Linked DNA regions of Homo sapiens: region 2 is linked to region 1. The links are chromatin loops, found by intact Hi-C in ENCODE. Cell type or tissue: CD4-positive, alpha-beta T cell. All regions are shown on one strand. Each heading gives the region's core, and the rest is flanking DNA. Links, peaks and the distances in the headings are about the cores only. Region 1 has its middle 14 kb from the start of LINC01480. Region 2 overlaps ARHGEF1 (Rho guanine nucleotide exchange factor 1).

What was found. A loop is a pair of places that touch in the nucleus more often than their neighbours do. Peaks named below come from ENCODE experiments on the same cell type or tissue, not always from the same donor. Only the 100,000 strongest peaks of a DNase experiment are listed, where the experiment ranks them.
Region 2: it touches region 1 in a loop (2.8-fold over the local background); 2 of 110 quality-filtered maps call a loop at or near these places.

What each region holds. Positions count from the first base shown.
Region 1 is chr19:41,546,906-41,551,115 of GRCh38, reverse strand. It overlaps a transcript of CEACAM21 not described here. Among named protein-coding and RNA genes, the nearest start is that of LINC01480, 14 kb to the right of the region's middle. In CD4-positive, alpha-beta T cell, for the core only: no CTCF peak of the experiment used is centred there; a DNase peak (open chromatin) is centred at 1,635; H3K4me3 peaks cover 2,384 bases; H3K27ac peaks cover 2,155 bases.
Region 2 is chr19:41,885,458-41,889,976 of GRCh38, reverse strand. It overlaps ARHGEF1 (Rho guanine nucleotide exchange factor 1), which reads right to left. Exons shown (of 29, transcript NM_004706.4): 2 at 1,871-1,913; 3 at 1,699-1,785; 4 at 1,112-1,225. The coding sequence starts at 1,894. Among named protein-coding and RNA genes, the nearest start is that of ARHGEF1, 4.5 kb to the right of the region's middle. RefSeq lists enhancers at 2,321-2,370, 2,411-2,470. In CD4-positive, alpha-beta T cell, for the core only: a CTCF peak has its summit at 2,067 (motif pointing right); DNase peaks (open chromatin) are centred at 876, 2,026, 2,406 and 2,886; H3K4me3 peaks cover 3,678 bases; H3K27ac peaks cover 3,807 bases.

The sequences.
Region 1 (4,210 bases), core at 1-4,000:
ACAATATTTTATTTATCAAAAGACACTTGTCTTTCTCAGGTAAGTGAAGGTCTAGAGATGAAACGAGTCCCGATGTAAATTGCCCCATGGGCATTGCTGAGATCACAAGATCATCACTGCAGCATGCAGCACAATAGTAAATTTCTCAGGATGGAAGTTCAACAATCCAAAAGGTAGTATTTTTTTTCATGATGCTCAGTCCATCATACGAAATAAAAATAAATTCCTTTTCATGATCATCCATTCAGTAGAAAAAATGATAGTAAATTTGTTCTCATGAAGATTTTTACCGTAACATATAGGATTTATCGTTATTATTATTATTCTTTGTTTTTTGTTTTTTTGAAGCGGAGTCTCACTCTGTTACCCAGTCTGGAGTGCAGTCGTGCGATCTGGGCACACTATTAACCTCCACCTCCAGGGTTCAAGCATTTCTCCTGCCTCAGCTTCCCGAGTAGCTGGGATTACAGGCATGCGCCACCACACCCGGCTAATTTTCGTATTTTTACTAGAGATGGGGTTTCACCGCATTGGTCGAGCTGGATTTGAGCTCCGGACCTCGGGTCATCCGCCCATCTCAGCCTCCCAAAGTGCTGGGATTACAGGCGTGAGCCACCGCGCCCGGCCTCAATTTATCATTATTCACGCATCCACAAACTGGGTTCTTATATTTTGTACGTGATTTTTTCCATTGAGGAGAGATATCTGTGCATATTCATGCTGCTCATATTTCATCCACAAACTCGGTTCATATTTCATCCACAAACATAATTTTTTCCGTTGAGAAGAGATACTTGTACATATTTATGCTGTTCAAATTCACATTTCATCATTCTTTTACAAGAAATAGATAATGTATTTTAAGGTTTTCCAGTGGTATTACAGATATTTTACTGGGTGTATAGATAGAAATTAAACCAAACTTCTTTGTTCTGGCCGCCAGTCATGCATCCTGTTTTCAACATAGTTCACATACAACTGGTTGTGTAAAAATGAAATTATTTTGTTTAGTACAATCATCAACAGTTGGTTGATTAGATTTTTAATTATCAAGTTAATCATTGTCATTATGCTTCTCATCGCACTCGTCATTAATTGCTGTGGGAGGAAATTTGTTATGTTCCCTATGAGAGGGTGTATCACAAATTCAAATAAGAATTCAACGACAATGGACTGTATAAAGGAAATAAGCAAGTCCATGGAAAACATATTTTTTTCCGGAAAGGATTAAAATATTTTTAAAAAGGAATTAAAAAAAAATTGGGCACGGTGGCAAATGCCTAGAGTCCCAGCTGCTCAGGAGATGGAGACAGAAGGATTGCTTGAGCCCAGGAATAAGTTGGAGGCTGTAGTGAACAGTGATTCCACCACTGTACTCCAGCCAGGGCAATAGAGGGAAACCCTCTTTCTAAAAAGACAAAAAGAAACAAAACAAAACAAAAAAACACCACATCAAAAAACCCAACAACAAAATGAAAAACCAAATAACAGCAATACAATTGGAGCTATTCGATCCAAAGAAGTAAATGAAACATAAAGCAAATAAAAGAGAAAAGCTAATACCTGTGTCCTGCAGGACTCAGTCCAAGTTCTGCTCTGACTCCCTCCTGGTGAGCCACCCCTTAAAAAGTCACTTGGGGCGGGGTTACTTTGACAGACAGTCTTCTGTCAAAGAGGGAGGCGGTAAATAGCACTTTTTTTTTTTTAATTTAACGCCTTTCCAACAAATTAGCGGCTATGTTGTCTAAGAGTGCAAATGTCAGAGGTGGGTACAGGCAGCAAGACCCTCCCCACAGGGGCAGCAGAAGGAGGAATGACTAAGGGAACAAGACTTTAGTGTGCTCAACTACACAGGACAGGAAACAGATGCTTTTTACAAAAGCTGGTGGACTTGAAGGCAGAATATTTTCAAGTTCCTGTAACTGCGAACTATGACCTGTAGCCTGTGAGAGTGACTTTCTGTGGCAAAGGAGCTTTTGTGAATGTGAGGAAGTTAATTATCTTAACAGTGGGAGGTTCTCCCGGCTTATCTAGCTAGACCCTCGTGAAATCCCAAGTGTCCTTAGGAAGGGGAAGCAGAGAGAGATTTGAGTCCAGAAGAGGAAGAAGGTGATGTGAGGCCCAGTAGGGGAACAAAGGGCGATGGCATGTAAACACTTAGCCCCCAGAAGTGGGAGAGGGCTGGGGTTCATCACACCAGAATCCCTAACAATCAGCCTTATTTTAATTACCCTTGAAATGGAAGGAGGCCTTAGAGAGCCAGAGGCTTGGAGGGGCACCCTCTGCTGCATACACAGATCCCAACTGCTGTGGGCTCCAAATAATTGCACCAGGGAAATCACAAATTATCAAAAATAAAGGATGTAAAGCTTTTAAAAAATATTAAAAGCCCAACAAATAAAAAAAGTTCTAAATCTATAAAATTGACCTCAGTCTGTATATTTAGATGAGTCATGTGTATATAGCGTTTCACTTCAAAATATATGATAAATCTCTCATTCATTGGCTTAAAAATAAACACTTCAATCAAGTCTTTATCAGAAAAATTGAAACGTTAACTCAATTGCCTTTTAGTTCATGTGACTTTACAAAACTTAAAACAATAAAGTCAGTTTTAAAAATTATTAGTAAAGTAAAAGAAAAATATCTTCACAATGTAGACATTTTGTCCACATGAGACATGTGAAATATTGCCATTACTAAATATTTGCAGGTCAAAAACTGTTTCCAAAACATTTTAAATAATCATCTGGCCTGTCTGTTTTAGAGCATTCAATTCTAGCTGAGGTCTGGGGACATGTGAAAGGAGCCACGGCCCGACTCCGTGCTGGGAAGAGTCAGACATTTTCCACAGCTCTGTCCTTTGCTGTGGGCTCTGCAACTCCTACCAATTAAAATTGCTTACGTTTTTGTTTTATTTTTACTAAAGAGGGGTTCCTAAAAGCTAACATTATACTGAGTATATGTAACTAAAACTACTAAGAAAACAATTTCACAATTATACAAATGTGCCAAGTAAATGAAAAAATAAACTGTATTTTAATAAAGGTTATAAAAAGAAAAACATATAGTGGTGTGAGGACTGTCTCAGGTCTTCACTGAGCAAGGGATCATGACATTCTATGGCGGACAGCTGACCTTGGCTTTCTGCTCCTCTTGATTATGTCTACTAAGTGACATACTTACTCTTTTTCCACCTGTCTTGCCTCTAAGGGTAACAGGTTTTATGAGATCCCTCCTAGTGCTTTGCAGGTCAGCCTCCCTTTGCTGCATTCCAATTTTACTGCCTATACCCTCCAGCTGGCTTTTGATGACAAAAGTCCTGGTCCCAGCCATTCTCAGATTCTGTCATCCCCGTGGGCACTATGGAGCTCAGCACTATGGGAGGTTCCCCAAAAATCTCGTTTTCTATGAGGAATGGCCACCACCTGCATCTCAGTGATGCTAGTGACCCCTTTCCTACTCCTGTGCTCACTGGTCCTCATGAAGATCCTGGTTGGTCTGTAGCCCCCTATTTTTCCTATTAAAGAGAAATTACAGTAAGACCAATTTGTGTGCAAAATCAATTTTAGGCTTATTACACTTGGCCTGATAATTTGCATAAAATGCAGCAAGAATTCATCGGCCATATAGGCTACTTTTGAGTTAATTTTCCTGGGTTTTTACCTAAAAATATACTATTTTGGTTAGAGTCTTGTGAAAATAACCAATGTGTTCAATTGTTTTATTTTAAAAGGCTCTTACTGAACACTATAAATATGTATAAGTTGAATATACAAACTATATTGTCATAAAATCACAACCCAAAATGTGGAGAACGCAGAGGGAAAGGTAAATTTGCTCGCAAAAACATACTTCACCCAAATAACTGGAAAAAAAAAAAGACTTTCATGACCCTTCTTTAACCAGAGCAGCAGCTTTCAAACAAGATGTTTGCCTTGGAAATGCCATTCACAAGCCAAACGGCCCTTGAGAGCTGTCTGTCAGGCACTGTAGAATCTAGCAGCTCCTCACAGAGTTAGAAATAGTTTCAGGAAAGAGATTCCCTGCTTTTAGTAACTGCACTTTATATTCCCAGATAGCGAGATTGTATGTAAACCATTTTTATCTTATTCTGGAACTCTTTTGGGTACTTTTTTTTTTTTTTTAAATGATGGAGTCTGGCTCTGTTGCTCAGGCTGGGGTGTAGTGGTGCGATTTCAGGGTATGA
Region 2 (4,519 bases), core at 278-4,277, 340 kb before region 1:
TCGGTTTCCACATCTGTAAAAGAACATGGTAGTCAGCACGATCCCTGGGCTGATGTCCACAATCTGGTGTTCTAGAAACCCCAAGGCTTGAATAGGGGACTCCCTTGCTCAGAGGGCCAGAGTCTCCGTGCATGTGGTTGTCGGGGGAACCACTCTTCTGGAAAGAGAATGTAGACAGGGGAAAGACTGCAATTTCCTAATTTTCTGCATATCTGATGGTTTGGCGTCCGGATGACCAGCCTCTGGTCTTGCAGCTGACATGTTCTTCTTTCTGCATGCCTCGGGCACTTCTCCCCACTCTATCGGTTTCCTTGTTTTCTGGAGGGGTCCACTATGCATGTCCACATGGTGCAGTGCCCTGGCTGTCCCCAGGCTGTCCTCCTATCCTGTGCTGGGCTGGACGGGGTCTTCTTGGGATGAGACCCTTGTCTACAGATCCCCTGCCAGCCAGCACTGTGGCCTCTCCCTTTCTAAATCACCTGCTGGGTTTTCTAGACTCTGCGGGTGTTTCTGGATGGCACGGTTGTCCATCCACATCTCCCAGGTATCTTCTGCCTCATCCGGAGGCTTCTGGATCCACAATTGTGTGGTCTGCCTTGTGAGCTGTGTGTGGTGGTTTTCTTGTTTCCAGATCAGGGCCTGCTGTGCTCCCTAGACCTGGGATGGCTAACAGCTTCTTTTTCCCAACCATCAACCGTGAATGACTGCGTGCTGGCATCTGCCAAAAAGGCTTTGGAGAGAAGAATTTGGTCCCCTAGAGTTCACGGAAAGGTGCTGCCACAGGCTGATGGGGGCGCTGCCACAGGCACAGAGTGGGATGGGATGTGGTTTCTGCCAGGCTGCTGGACTCTCTGTGGCTCCGCGGGGTCCTGACGTGTGTACCCTGCCCGCTGCGCACTGAGATCTACCCTGGGCACTTGTAAGCCTGTTGAGGTCACGTGGCATGCTTTCTGGCTCTTGTCTAAAGCATTCTCTCTTTCTAGATCTGGCTCTCTGTGTTCTAGATCTGCTTTTCCAGACCCTCCAGGCACTAGCTCGCTGGTTTAATTCGCTAAAAGCTGTGCCTGTCCCAGCCCCACCCCTCCCTGTGCCCACCCAGCCCTGCCCTCACCAGGGGTCCTGGCTCAAACTGCAGGGCCACGTGCTGCAGGAGGGCCATGAGGTGGGCTGGGCGCCGCTTCACCTGCTCCAGGCTCTGGAACTGGCTGTTTTGCTCTTCTGAGTTCTGGGGGTGCAGGAAGGGGTGAGTACAATGGGGAGAAGAGGAGGGGCCTTAGGGTTGACCCTACCCATTCCTGGCACTTCACAAGGGATCCAAGCCAGGGTTAGCTCCTGGGAAGTGGGGAGTGGTGACAGTGTCCAAAAAATGATGGTGACAGCAAGGGCAGGTGTTCAGGGAGAATGGATGAGACTTAATATTATAATGGTGGATGATGAGGACAGAAATTAGGAGAGAAGAAATTGGGGTCCATGCTGGGGGAGGAGAGAGCAACGATAAGAAATGGGGTTAAGAGTAAGAAGGGTGGGCGTCTATGCTGCTGTGTGGGGTCGGCGAGGTGAGGAAGGAGGTACCAGGGAGATGAGAGGATGAGACAGACCGTGGGAAAAGGCCAAGAAGACAGCATCTGCAGGTGGGAGGGGACCTGGGGCGGGACACTGAGCCTGGGACAGAGCTTTTCCACCCTATCTCCCACTCACTGTCTCCAGCTCGTTCTCAAAATCCTCATCCTCAGCCCCGATGATGCTGACGGGAACCAGGCCAGGCCGGGAGGGGCCTGGGGAGGCCTGTGGAAAGGGAGGGCAGCTTCAGTCCACAGGACTCTCCACCCACAGCCCCAGAGTCGCCTCACCCCTTGCTCTGTCCACTCACCGCCCCTCGGGCGAAGTCTTCCATCTCCCTGGGCTCTGCAGGGCTGGAGGAAGAGGAGGGGCTGTGGTTAGGAGGGTGGGAGGAGGCGGCCCAGGGTGGTTACTCACAGATTCCTGGCCCAGGTGTGAAGGTGAGTAAACAGCCTCCCCCATCCCAGCCTCCGCAGCTCAATGGGGCCTCTGTGTGGCCACAAAGAGCCCTTCAGAGACCCGCCAGGGGGCGGGAGCCCAGGGACGGGAGCCTTGCGGGGGCAGGCGTTGGAGGCTCAGGAGCCTGGGTCCATGGGAAGGCTGAGTCTGACAGCCTGCAATCTGGGGTCCCTAATGCCCTAATGGAAGAGGGGGCTGGGGGCCTGGACTCCCAGGTTGGAGGGACCAGGGGCCTGGGGGCTAATTCCTGAGGGCACAGCCCAGAGGCAAGAGGGGATGGGAGGGTTAGAGGAGAGGCGGGAGAGAAGTGGGGTGCAGGGGTCTCCTCTGGTCTGTGACAGGCCTGGGACAGGATGTTGCCTTGGAACCCACCAGCCCCACTTCCTGTGACAGGAAGTCACAATGGCAAACCCCCAACCCCCAACTCTCCACATAAGAAAACAAAACTCAGAACCCTCCTCCCTCAGGGACTGGGAGTCCCCAAACCCAGAAGTTCTTCTTTCCCCCAGGGACCTCATCTCTTCCCAGGCTTCCAGTCCCAGAAACCAAGTGATGGGGCCTCAGACAGCCCATCTCCAAGGTGCGTCTGTCCCCTCCACCCTACGTGCGCCTTGGTCTGTCCGCAGCCAGCTCTCCTTGGCTGTCTGTCCCTTGAATCTGTCTCATGTCTTGGTCTCTTTTCACCCTGTTTCCTGATTTTTCTCTTTCCCTTCCTCCAGAACTGTCTCATTTTCCCCACCATCCCTGCCTCTCCTCCCTCCATCTCTCCCTCTCAGCGGTGACACCCCCTTCCTGCTTCTGTAGCTCCGTCTGTCCTGTCCCTGTCTCTGTGCCTCTGTCCTCCCACATCTGGTTTCTGCAGCCACCATCCTCACACCTCTCTGAGTCACAGTCTCATGTGCTGTCTCTCATCTCTCCATCCCTTTTTCTCCCCCATCTCTTGCTGTCTCTCCCATCTTTGTCTCTCCTTGAGTCTCCACTTCTCTCTGAGTCTTTCCACCGACATCTTCTGTGTCCTTAATTAGTCTGACTAATGCCACGGAGCCCGTGTCAGGTGGGAAGGAGCTGTGGAAAGAGGGGTGGGGTGGACCAGCGGCGGGGCTCCCCACAGCCCAAAGCTATTTATAACCCAAGCCAGCAGAGACCCGCCCTTCTCCTGCTTTATGGGCCTCCTCCCTAGCTCCCCAGTAAATGGTAACCAGGATTTTGATGATTAAACAATGATGCTTTCTGGAGTGTCCAAATGCCACCCTGTGGGTCCACCTGGGGAAGGCATCATTTTTATTATTTCCCACAAAGTGTATTGTCCAATATCTAAGCTTGGGCAATTCAAGATTCAAGTACTGTTAAACATTCACTTTAATAAATTTGCAAACTGGCCAGGTGAGGTGGTTCATGCCTGTAACCCCAGCACTTTGGGAGGCCAAGGTGGGAAGATCGCTTGAGCTCAGGAGTTTGAGACCAGCCTGGGGAACACAGTGAGACCCTGTCTCACTATGAAACATGACCACGGACGTGGAGGGTGCATGCTCATCCCACTCAGAGGTAGAAACGCTCAACTGAGGCAGGGAAATTTTAAAAAGGCAAAGGAGGGGATACTCATTATCTTTGCAAGTGCTTGGTGCCAGGTCTGGAACTGTGCACTTGCCAAGTTCTTATCTCCTTATTCCTTATCACAATAATAATGAAATGACAGCTGACACAAAAGAGACACTTAGTATGTGCCAGGCATGGCATCGCTGGTTGACAGGTAATAACTCATTTAATCCTCTCGGTGACTCCAAGAGATCATTATTATTCTCACCTCCATTTAACAAAGAAGGAAACTGAGGCACAGCTCATAAGAGGCAGAACCAGGACTCAGACCTGGGCAGTTGGGCTACAGAGTTTACGCATTTAAAATAAACTGCATTTGGTGGACACAGTGGCTCACACCTGTAATCCCAGCACTTTGGGAGACCAAGGCAGGTGGATCACTTGAGCTCAGGAGTTCGAGACCAGCCTGGCTAACATGGTGAAACCCCCATCTCTACAAAAGATAGCCAGGTGTGGTGGTTCATGCCTGTAGTCATAGCTACTTGGGAGGCTAAGATGAGAGGATCGCCTGAGCCCAGGAGGCAGAGGTTGCAGTGAGCCAAAATTGTGCCACTGCCCTCCAGCCTGGGCGACAGAGTGAGACCTTGTCTTAAAATAAAATAGGCTAGGCACGGTGGCTCTCGCCTGTAATCCCAGCACTTTGGGAGACCAAGGCGGGCGGATCACGAAGTCAAGAGATCGACACCATCCTGGCCAACATAGTGAAACCCTGTCTCTACTAAAAATACCAAAATTAGCTGGGCGTGGTGGCACGAGCCTGTAGTCCCAGCTACTCGGGAGGCTGAGGCAGGAGAATCGCTTGAATCCGGGAGGCGGAGGTTGCAGTGAGCTGAGATCGCGCCACTGCACTCCAGCCTGGTAACAGAAGTGAGACTTCGTCTCAAAAATAAATAAATAAATAAAT